Regions from separate parts of the Homo sapiens genome. Here region 1 is linked to region 2. Evidence: read pairs that join two places in POLR2A ChIA-PET (ENCODE). Cell type or tissue: PC-9. All regions are shown on one strand. Links, peaks and the distances in the headings refer to the core of each region. The heading gives the core; the rest is flanking DNA.

Region 1 (6,608 bases), core at 935-5,934, 65 kb before region 2:
TGCTCTGCAAATACCCAGAGCCAGGCAAACACGGTGTCAGCAGCAGACAGCTCAGAAGAGGCCTCTCAGATCCACCAGAACTCAACGCCCCTCCCAGACAGAGCCCAACGCGTTTCTATTTTTGCTTTCAACCCTTGTTTGGCATCCCTGCTACCAGCTAACAGACGGTTACTTCCCCTCCTTCCAGAAGAATGGGTCATCTGGGAAGAGGAACACCTCCTCTCTGGCCTCCCATGTCCCAGGTCTTGTAATAAACAGGCTGACCCTCCCAAAGAGAGATGAGGCTCCCAACACCCCCAGGAACCTTCCCCTGGTAGGTGGTTCACTCCAAGCTGTCCTGCTCACCAGCCCTGGAGAAGAGCTTCTCCAGGACACCTAGAGAGAGCAGCTTCACAAAACCTGAGACTCCTGCTTTCCAGAGGCAGATGCAACCCCCCGCAGCCCCTTGCCAGCCCTGGCCACACGGACTACACCCCATGGAGCCCCAAATTCACTCACACTGTGCCAACTCCAGCCACAGACTGAACCCCAACATGCCACACTCTGCACCCCATCTCTAGCCTCAAATCAAGCACTGACAGTGACCACACAGGCTTCCAGCCTGGCCCAATCTGAGCTGTGGCCCCATGAACGTGTGAGCCTCACAAATCCAGCCCTAGGAGAGCCTGGAGGAAGCAGGTTGGCTGTGTGGGGCCCCAGTGCTGGGACCCAGCTCCCACCCCAGAGTCATGGACAGAGGAGGCTTCTGCCCCCTGTCTACCCTTGCCACACACGCACCCTGTGGGGGCTGGTGGCCACACAGCTGTGCAGGCCTCCACAGGCACACGTGGGACCCTGGAGGTGGCATTTACCTCCGGAGTGACTCACTAAGCCTCCTATTCCATTTGCAAAAGGGGGTGCAATTTAGCATTTTCTTTCTCTTTAGAAAACAGGAATTTTAAAAGAGAGAGAGTGGAGAGAGATTTGAGGGAGTGGGTGGGGAGCTCAGATCTCATTTGATTTCCAAACTCATTTGTTATGCATTCTCTCCTCCCCCCTCCCACACCGAGCCCTTCCCCTGGGGACCCTGGCCACCCCCTTCCGGGCTCCTGGCTGCAGACCTGGTGATGGCCTGCCAGGAGGCACGTGCTCTCCACGTCCACGTCCTCAGCTCCCCATGGAATGACTGACCCTCAAGTCTGGGAGGATCAATGCAAGGTCAGAGTTGAGAGGGGGCAAGGCCTCTTCAGGACACAGTAAAACCCACAGCCAGGGAGGCTCTCTCCAAAAAGGAGAGAGCAGTGTTGGAGCTGGAAAGAGCCTGAAGCTCATCCTGACCCTCAAACTCTTCCCTTTCACTTTTACAGATAAGGAAACTGAGGCCCAAAGAGGGCAGTTCAAGGTCAACCAGTGCCAAAGCCAGGGCTCTCCTTCGTTAGACAAGTTAGCTCCCAGGAATATTGACTCCAACAGTAGAAGAGACATAAGCTCTAATCCCAGCTTTGCCTCTAACTTTATGTGTGATTCTAGCCCTAGATATTTAACCCTACTGGGCCTCAGTGTCTCATTCATAAAATGGGAATAACATTGGCTCTACCTCAGAGATGCTGTTGAGCCATTGGACAGAAAAGCATGCTGAGAGCTGCTATAGGATCTGAGCCAAATGGGTCCCAGCATGCGAACTCCCGATCCTAGGATCTCAGAATTCCTGGAAGGCAGCTGGGTCCTACCAGGAAGTCCCCAGTCCCTAAAGCCTCCATGGTCTCTGAAAGTTCACACTCTGTCCTTGAAAGGGGAAAGGATGCCGGATCTCAAAGAGGGACCCTTGACTGAAAGGGTCTGGTCTCTGTCTCCCAACCTGCTTAACAGGTAGAACAGGAGAACCAGGCCACCTCCAGCCATGAAGTCTCATAACATATGAAGATGTATGTGAGAAAACATCACAGCTTCTGGCCAATCTGACCCAGACATGGCCCAGGCAAGTGGCTGGGGCAGGGACACTGTCCAGCCATGTCCTCGTATTCTGTGTCCTGCCACACTGGACTTCCAAACACAGGTCAAGTCACAGAGGCCTCAAATGGGGGATAAGGGGTTCCAGGCCCAGGGTCACAGGCTTGAGGTGGAACCTCTCTGTTTGAGCTGCACCATCCTTGGCTCAAACAAGGACACCACAGCCAGAACTGAGCGGCAACAAACGTCTCAGGCTGGGACCTGCCAGGTCTGCTGCTGGGATAGGTGATTTCACAGAGGTCGGCGTATTTGCATAGGAACGTGAGGCCATCCAAGTTCCAGCACACCCCAGACTGCGGGAAAGCTTTTGAAAAGCCTGGAGTCTGGCCAGGCACGGTGGCTCACACCTGTAATCCCAGCACTTTGGGAGGCCAAGGCAGGCGGATCACGAGGTCAGGAGATTGAGACCATCCTGGCTAACACGGTGAAACCCCGTGTCTACTAAAAATACAAAAAATTAGCCGGGCATGGTGGCAGTCACCTGTAGTCCCAGCTACTCAGGAGGCTGAGGCGGGAGAATGGCGTGAACCCGGGAGGTGGAGCTTGCCGTGAGCTGAGCTGAGATCGCGCCACTGCACTCCAGCTTCGGCGACAGAGCGAGACTCCATCTCAAAAAAAAAAAAGAAAAGCCTGGAGTCTGGACACTGGTGTCTGATTTGACCATATTTGACCATAACCTTCCCATTGGGGACCAAAGAAAGTGAGTTTACCATCTCCTTGCAGGATGCAATGCCCGTCCCAAGATACACAGTAGAGTAATCGGTGCCCTAGGGCTGGGAGTTTCTCAGAGTCATGCCTCAAATCCTCTGGCACCTCCCCAAAGATTTAAGAATCCCAGCGTTGTCCAGGTATGATGGCTCATGCCTGTAATTCCAGTACTTTGGGAAGCCAAAGCAGGAAGGATTACTTGAGGCCCAGAGTTTGAGACCAGCCTGGGCAACGTAATGAGACCCCCATCGTTATGAAAAAAAAAGTATTAAAAAAATTTTTTTTTTTTTAATCTGCGCTAGTCCCCTTTCCAAGCTTCCAGATGTTTCCTCCTCTGAGTGATCCAGCCACTAGTCACTGCCCCTGGGAGCCACAGAGTAAGGGGCCCAGGAGAAGTCTCGCTTTGGGAGGATGTGAGAGCACACGCCCCACTCCAGGAGGACCCCAAAGGAGGCTGACTCAGCAGAGCAAGGTCCAAACTCTGGAAACCCAGGCTCTGCCGTCACCTTCTTCTGTGACGTTGGCCAAATACCTACCTCTCACGGGCCCTCAGCGACCCATTGTTAACGAGGACTTGGAACATGAGTATCGAAATGTTCCCTCCCATCCTAACACCGTAGGATCAGTACTTTACTGACTCAAATTACTAGGTTTGCCACATGGAAGCCTGCCAGCTACACCCCTCAGAGCAGAGGCTAACACCTGAGAGGAGAATAAACTGGTTCCTCCAGCCTGGGAGGCCCAACCCTGTGGCCTCGGCTCTGTCTCTGCAGATATTCCTGCCCCAGCCTGAGAGGTGCCAAGACCCTCTAGGCTGTTCACTCTGCTCCTGCCTAACCTGGGGACCTGGCCCCCACCCCCTACCCTCATTCTCTCAGTGGGAGAGAGGGGCAGCCTGTTGGGGTGCAGAGGGAGGGGCACAGGGAGGTAGACAGGAAGGGAGGGGCAGTGTGGCTGGCAGGAGTCAGAATCAACCCTTCCCAACAAAGGCAGCTCCACCAGGCTGGCCTCTCTCCAGCTTCCCAGGAGCCCTGGCGTCCCAGCCAGAGGGATCTGTCGAAACACAGTGCCAAGTCTTACCCCGGCACTCCTGTCTTCATGCTCTTTGGAGTTCCTTTTAGCCCTCTGCATTCTTCCGCTCCAGCCAGGTTTCTTTACTTTTGGGCACTTCCTACCCACCTTCCACCCCTACCCATAGCAGTCCTCCCACACTTACACATGTGCCTCTTCCTTTCCATCCTCCTAGCCTTTGTTCAAGCCACTACCCCCACCTGGAAGCCGGCCCCTGGCCACCTTTCTTTTTCTTTTTTTTTTTTTTTTTTTTTTGAGACGGAGTCTCGCTCTGTAGCCCAGGCTGGAGTGCAACGGCACGATCTCGGCTCACTGCAAGCTCTGACTCCTGGGTTCATGCCATTCTCTCGCCTCAGCCTCTCAAGAAGCTGGGACTACAGGCGCCCACCATCACGCCTGGCTAATTTTGTTTTTGTATTTTTAGTAGAGACGGGGTTTCACCGTGTTAGCCAGGATGGTCTCGATCTCCTGACCTCGTGATCTGCCCGCCTCGGCGTCCCAAAGTGCTGGGATTACAGGCACGAACCACCGCACCGAGCCCCTGGCCACCTTTCTATACAAACTGTGCCAGCCTTTAGGGCCCATCTCCCAGAGAAACCCAGCCTTCACTGTCTGTCTCAAGCCACTCACTGGCCTCTCTGCTCCGTGGGGAGCTCTGTACTGTAAATTGTCCCTCCTACTCAGAGCTTCTGAATCCTCCCCACCCCTGCCCCCACCTCCCTGTTGCTGGTTAGACTGGGGCCACCATAAATGATGCCTTTCTGTGTAACTGAAATCTCCCCTAGAGATTGAGAACTGGTAATAACCCATCTGGATTCACCTTCTGAAGATCTATCTCATCCTCTCTGGGCCCCGATAACAATTTCTCTTGTACCTGGATTCTCCTGGCAGTGTAAGAGTCCTTTCACTGCCTCCTTTTAGCTCTTGTCCGACACAAGCCATGCCACAAATCTGGCACAGCCATGACCTGCTGCTCAGGCTGTGCACTGCACAACTCCAGGGGTATTATTCACTAGACCACACGTGATGACCTAAAGTCAGGTACCATGGCAGCCCTGGGGCCCAAAGCTCTGCCTTTTCTCTCCGTGGGTGATCTACTGGCCAGATTTTAAAGGGAACATCTCACAGGTCATGGTGCAGACCCCTCATTCACAGGCCGGGTGCCACAGCCTCCACTCCTGGCCTTCAGCAGCCCTTTGTTCCTGTGTCACCCCCCGCCGCCCCACCCCGCCAGAGTGAAGGCCTGATCATTCCTGCCCATCAGTCTGCCCATCCGAGGCAGGTGGTACTGAACAGCCACCCCGCTCTCTATGTTCTCCTTGGGCCTCAGTTTCCCCAGCTGTGAAGAAAGAGATGGGTTCCTGATCTCCAAGGGCTCCCTCTGTTCTGAAGCTCACCAATCTATTCTTCACAGATGTTGCCAATGAGGAATATGTGATTCTCATACACACATTACTGTGTGTTGTTTTTGATTCAGTAGGCTTATGAGCATCAAGAAGAGAAGGGAGACCAGGCGCAGTGCCTCACACCTGTAATCCCATCACTTTGGGAGGCTGAGGCAGGCAGATCATTTGAGGTCAGGAGTTCAAAACCAGCCTGGCCAACATGATGAAACCTTCGTCTCTACTAAAAATACAAAAATTAGCTGGATGTGGTGGTATGTATCTGTAGTCCCAGTTACTTGGGAGGCTGAGGCAGGAGAATCGCCTCAGCCCAGGAGGCGGAGGTTGCAGTGAGCCGAGATCAAGCCATGCCCTCCAGCCTGGGAGACAGACCGAGACTCCATCTCAAAAAAAAAAAAAAAAAAAAAGGAGAGAAGGGACATTTACAAAATGCAGAGGAGCCTGGGAGAGCTGAGCTGAGAAGGGAGAGGTAACCAGACTCCTTGGGATGACTGCTGAGTGTGGGGGGCAGGAGCCCAGGCACTGGATCTACAGACACGGGGAATCTGTGTTGCCTCGAGGGAAAGGGCCAAGCGTGAAATTGCAGCAGAAAAAAACCAAAATGTTAGAACAGCACAAGGCATTGATGCTCAGAGCAGGGCAGTTTTTCCACCTGTCACTGGAACAAATTCCCACAGACTCTCAGCCCAGGGACCAAAGGACCCACAGGCTAAGGCAGAGGGACTGAGACTGGCACCCCCATTTGGTAAGGGGGTGACCTATCAGGGCAGTGACAGAGAGAGTCCTTCGAGTCCAATAGACCTGGCTGTGAGTCCAGGCTCTGCCCAGACCCTCTAAGCCACCTTGAGGCTGCTATTTCTCTGAGTATCTGTTTCTAGATGTTTTAAAAGTGGGAGAGTCGCATTTCCTCCCTCCCAGGATCACGGTACAGTAAAGAGCTTAGCACTCTGCCTAATACATAGAACAAGCAGCAAATGTTCACTGCCGTTGCGATGACAGTGCCCTGGCAGGTGACCTGTGCTCAAGGCGTCCCAGTGCACACACACACTCACACACACACAGGGTAGGGCAGCAGATGGGACACACGCCCTGCCACAGGCCATTTTAAGGAGTCGGGGTGGGTGAGGACCCAGGCACGGTGGAGGAAAGAGGGAGGCAAGAAGCCTTTTTCAGCTTCCTTGGTGTCATCTCACAGTGCCTCCCTCAGGAGGGGAAAAGGGAGGGGAGTGAGAAGGCTGTTTAGCTGTGTTCCATACTGGCTGTGCCTCACACAACCGGCCCCACCCCGACAGGACTCCTTGGGGACAGAACGGGAGTGCATTCTCAGGCACCTAAATCTTACAGGCTCAGTGCCTGCACAGGGAGACGGGTCCGCAGCCCAGGGTCCCGGGCAGCTTTCGGGCTTGGGGGTGGATTGACACACAGCCCGATGGTATT
Region 2 (5,000 bases), core at 1-5,000:
TGGGAAATTCCAGAAATAAACAATTCATAAGTTTTATTTTATTTTTGAGACGGAGTCTTGCTCTGTTGTCCAGCCTGGAGTGCAGTAGTGTGATCTCGGCTCACTGCAACCTCCGCTTCCCAGGTTCAAGAGATTCTCCTGCCTCAGCCTCCTGAGCAGCCGGGATTACAGGCATGTGCCACCACGCCCAGCTAATTTTTGTATTTTTAGTAGAGACGGGGTTTCACCATGTTGGCCAGGCTGGTCTCAAACTCCTGACCTCAAGTGATCCACCAGCCTCGGCCTCCCAAAGTGCTGGGATTACAGGTGTGTGCCACCACGCCTGGCTAATTTTTGTATTTTTCAGTAGAGATGAGGTTTCACCATATTGGTCAGTCTCGTCTCCAACTCCTGACCTCAGGTGATCCACCCACCTCAGCCTCCCAAAATGCTGGGATTACAGGCGTGAGCCACTGCGCCTGGCCCATAAGTTTTAAAATGTGTATCCATGCTGTAGACGCTCCCTGCCTGTTAGTCACCTAGTAGCTGTCTTGGTGATCACAGCAACTGTCTCGTATCAAACTGCTTGTGTTCAAGTAACCTTGAACTTGACTTCGTAATGGCCTCAAAGAGCAACTACAGTGATGCTGGCGATTCAGATATGCTGAAGAAGCTGGAAAATGTCCCCTTTAAGTGAAAAGGTAAAAGTGCTCCACTTAATAAGGCATGTTGGCAGGTGCCTGTAGTCCCAGCTACTCGGGAGGCTGAGGCAGGAGAATGGTGTGAACCCGCGAGGCGTAGCTGGCAGTGAGCTGAGATCATGCCATTACACTCCAGCCTGGGCAACAGAGCGAGACTCCGTCTCAAAAAAAAAAAAAAAAAAAAAAAAAAAACCTAAATCCTCAGTCTGTAATTTATTTAACTCCCAAGCTTATATACATCAAAGCAACTCTGACTGTAAGTCCTGTTACCTTTCTAGTAATGATTTGCATAAAACAGCATGTTTCAGGAGTGAGTTTGAGGACACTGCTGGTGGTGGGAAGGGAGCCACCACCCTCATTGCTGACAAGTTACACTAATGCAATCAACCAATTTAAGAACAGTTCAGAAGCTGCAAAAAAACTGCACCAGCCAACTATTATGTAAATCACAAGACAGCTGATCAAATCAGGCTCAGGAGTATATTCCAAATGAAGAGTACACAGGGAGGGTTTTCCATCCAAGTGGCTCCCTAGAGTATTTTTTCAGGGGTGGGTGGGGAAGAGGAGACCTTAGGAAATCAGAATGGAAGAATAGGGTAGAGTGATACCTAAAACAGAAACAGGAAAATGTAACCTTCTGAAATCCAGATAAGGACAAGAAAAAACAACAAATATAAAATAAAACTAAGAGGGCTACCATAATCTTAAGTGTTTTACTCAAGGTTCCCAAAGAGTGGCAGAGCCAAGTCTTCTGGCTTTCGGTCCCAGGCGAGTCCCATTCATTCTGCCTTGTCAGGGCCCATGGAGCTGTTCCCCATAAATACATTTTCCAGAGAACTTAAGTTTACTTCTCTATGGCCATGTAAAACTACTTTTAAAATAGCCACCAAAGATTTGTTTTCTTAGTTAGAATATGCCTAACACAATCTAGCCTTTTCTTAATAACTTGGTGCTATTATTAAGAACTAAAAATGCCACCTTACATTTTTACAGCAGTTAGCAATTAGATAATTTGCCACTTACAACAACTAAGTCAGTCACAAAACACAAAGACTATCCTTCCCATTTTACAGATAAAAAACTTAAGATTCAGGCTGGGCGAGGTGGCTCACACCTGTAATCCCAGCACTTTGGGAGGCCAAGACAGGTGGATCACCTGAGGTCAGGAGTTCGAGACCCGACCAACCAACATGGTAAAATCCTATCTCTACTAAAAGTACAAAAAATTAGCTGGGCAGGGTGGCACATGCCTGTAATCCCAGCTATTTGGGAGGCTGAGGCAGGAGAATCGCTTGAACTCAGGAGGCGGGGGTTGCAGTGAGCTGAGATCGTGCCACTGCACTCCAGCCTGGGCGACAAAGCAAGACTACGTCTCAAAATAAATAAATAAATAAGATTCAGACAGATTAAGTCAACCCAGATTCACAAACTGGCAGAGGTGGGACTAAAATCTAGGTCTCCTTGGTCCAAGTTTCCCCCCTTTGCCTCCCAGCTTTCCTACATTTGTTCCTGTAATGAGTTTTAGGTTAGCAGGTTTTCCAGCTTCTCTCTGACACTGGTGTCCATTTTTCACTAGTCAGCTGATGGGCACCTCAAATCTTCTACCTCATTTAGCAAACACTTCTCTGTGTGCAGGCCTGGAATGCTCTCTCCATTTCCTCCAGTCTATCAAAATGAGCTCCCTAGCACCCAGAACTCAAGTTACTGTGATTTGCTGCTCAGAGATCTTTTCTTATTCAATTACACTTCTTCACAGAGTCTTTCAACAAGCACTTAAGTGCCTAACTGTGTGGCAGATGCTGGGCTCATCATAGAGGATATAAGGACAAATAAATGTGACACCCACCCTCAAGGGAAAGGCTGGCAAAGGCAGACTTCTAATTAGAAGGAAGATACTATATTACTTCTACCTGCCTACCAATGAAGGAGAGCGAACATCCCATTAAAGTGAATAAATATCTAACAGTAAATGAATAAATTAGGTTTTTATTGTAATATAATAAAAAATATACATCTGGTCTCTAGCCCAGTTTCTGGCCCAGAGCTCCTAAAACCCTTCTAATTTCCCAAGCACTAGGGGTGCTAGGTTCATCTTTTTTCCTAATATTTGGTCTTTAACCCCAGTTCCTGACACAGAGCTCTTATCCCTTGGAATTTCCTAAGGAAGCATTTTGTTTTGTTTTTTCTCTAATAAGGTGACTCTTGGAGGACTCCTGGATGGGAGCTGGTCACCAGAAAGACCATGCCATGATTAGAAGCTTGGAACTCCCACTCCCATCCTCCATCCTCCAGGAAGTGGAGAGGGGCTGGAGACTGAGTTCGTCATCGATCATGCCTATGCGATGAAGCCTCCGTAAAAATTCTGGAACTAGCTGGGTGCAGTGGCTCACGCCTGTAATCCCAACACTCTGGGAGGCCAAGGCAGGCGGATCACCTGAGGTTGGGAGTTCAAGACCAGCCTGACCAACATGGAGAAACCCCATCTCTACTAAAAATACAAAATTAGCTGGGCAAGGTGGTGCATGCCTGTAATCCCAGCTACTCAGGAGGCTGAGGCAGGAGAATCACTTGAACCTGGGAGGCGGAGGTTGCAGTGAGCCAAGATCACGCCACTGAACTCCAGCCTGGGCAACGAGAGCGAGACTCGGTCTCAAAAAAAGAAAAAAAGAAAAAAAAAATCCCACAACTACAGGGTTTGGGGAGCTCCCAGGATGGTGAACATGTGGGGGTTCCTGGAAGGTGGCTCCCCTGGAGAGGGCATGGAAGCTCTGTGCCCTTCCACATATTATAATTTGTCCTACGCATCTCTTCCATCTGGTTGTTCATCTGTATCTTCTATAACACCCTTTATGATAAATGGGTAAACATAAGTAAAGTGTTTCTCAAAGTTCTGTGAGCCATCCTAGCAAACCCCAGGAGGGGGTCAAGGGAACCCCAATTTTATAGCCTGTCGCTCAGAAGCATAGGTCACAACCTGGGACTTGTGACTGGTGTCTGAAGCTGGGGTCTCTTATGGGACTGAAACTTAACCCGTGGTATCTGACTCTAATTCCAGGGAGATAGTGTCAGAATTGAGTTGAATTACAGGATACCCAGTTGGTGTCCCCTGGAGAATTGTTTGGTGTGGCAAAAACCCACACATTTGGTGTCAGAGGTGAAGTATTGAGAGTCTTACGTAGGAAAAACAGTTTGGTTTTTCTGTCTCTTACAGTTACACTTGTAGTAGAAGTGGAACACTAAACTATTAAGGTTCCACAGAATAGTGGCAGATTGAGAAATAAATCAACTGAATTCTGGACTGATATATATAACTTTCAAATCAATGAGAAAAAAAGAAATAAAATATTGATTAATGTAGTAAATTACAACAAAGAAAAAAACTTCGGCAAATGAAAAACAAAATCAGGTAGAAAAAAGTTCAAATATGTCATTAATCTCATTAAATGTAAGTAGATTGAATATAGAACTCTTAAAACAATTAAAAACTCCAATAATAGGCCAGGCGCTGTGGCTCATGCCTGTAATCCCAGCACTTCGGAAGGCTAAGACAGGTGGATCACTTGAGGTCAGGAGTTCAAGACCAGCCTGGCCAACGTGGTGAAACCCCGTCTCTACTAAAAATACAAAAATTAGCTGGGCGTGGTGGCACGCACCTGTAATCCCAGCTACTCAAGAGGCTGAGGCAGGAGAATTGCTTAAACCTGGGAGGCAGAGGTTGCAGTGAGCCGAGATCACATCACTGCACTCCAGCCTGGACAACGGAGCGAGATTCCACTTCAAGAAAAAAAAAAAATCAGAATAATCTGGGGAAGATGAAGAAGATAAACATTGGAAGGGGTAACTCAAGGGGGTAATTTCTTAGATGCCGGTAATATTCTATTCCTTGACCTGGATAGTAGTTATACAGATGTTTTTGTTTTCTGGTAATTAATTCAGCTATAAATCTATATTATTTTGTGTACTTTTCTATCTGTAAGTTCTACTTTTTTTTTTTAAATCAAGGGTTCACTCTGTCACCCAGGCTGGAGTGCAGTGGTGCAATTTCACCTCACTGCCACCTCCATCTCCCAGGCTCAAGTGATCCTCCTGCCTCAGCCTTCCAAGTAGCTGGGATCACAGGCATGAGCCACCACTCCCGGCTACTTTTTGCATTTTTTGTAGAGACAGAGTCTACTTATGTTGCCCAGGCTGGTCCCAAACCCCTGGGCTCAAGCAATACACCTGCCTTGGCCTTCCAAAGTTCTGGGTTTACAGGCGTGAGCCACCACACCCAACTTGTATGTTCTACTTTAATTTAAAAAAAGAAAAAAGAAAAAAAAC

What was found. ChIA-PET counts read pairs that join two places held together with the same protein. Peaks named below come from ENCODE experiments on the same cell type or tissue, not always from the same donor. Only the 100,000 strongest peaks of a DNase experiment are listed, where the experiment ranks them.
Region 1: POLR2A ChIA-PET joins it to region 2 with 10 read pairs; 3 of 35 experiments call an interaction of 5 or more read pairs at or near these places.

The regions. Positions count from the first base shown.
Region 1 is chr17:6,548,762-6,555,369 of GRCh38, forward strand. All of the region lies in intron 1 of PITPNM3 (PITPNM family member 3), which reads right to left. Among named protein-coding and RNA genes, the nearest start is that of PITPNM3, 4.5 kb to the right of the region's middle. RefSeq lists enhancers at 161-879, 6,059-6,608. In PC-9, for the core only: no CTCF peak of the experiment used is centred there; DNase peaks (open chromatin) are centred at 2,800, 3,290 and 3,720; H3K4me3 peaks cover 1,006 bases; H3K27ac peaks cover 2,755 bases.
Region 2 is chr17:6,614,771-6,619,770 of GRCh38, forward strand. The region is part of intron 7 of KIAA0753; the gene reads right to left. Among named protein-coding and RNA genes, the nearest start is that of KIAA0753, 23 kb to the right of the region's middle. In PC-9, for the core only: no CTCF peak of the experiment used is centred there; no DNase peak of the experiment used is centred there; H3K27ac peaks cover 797 bases.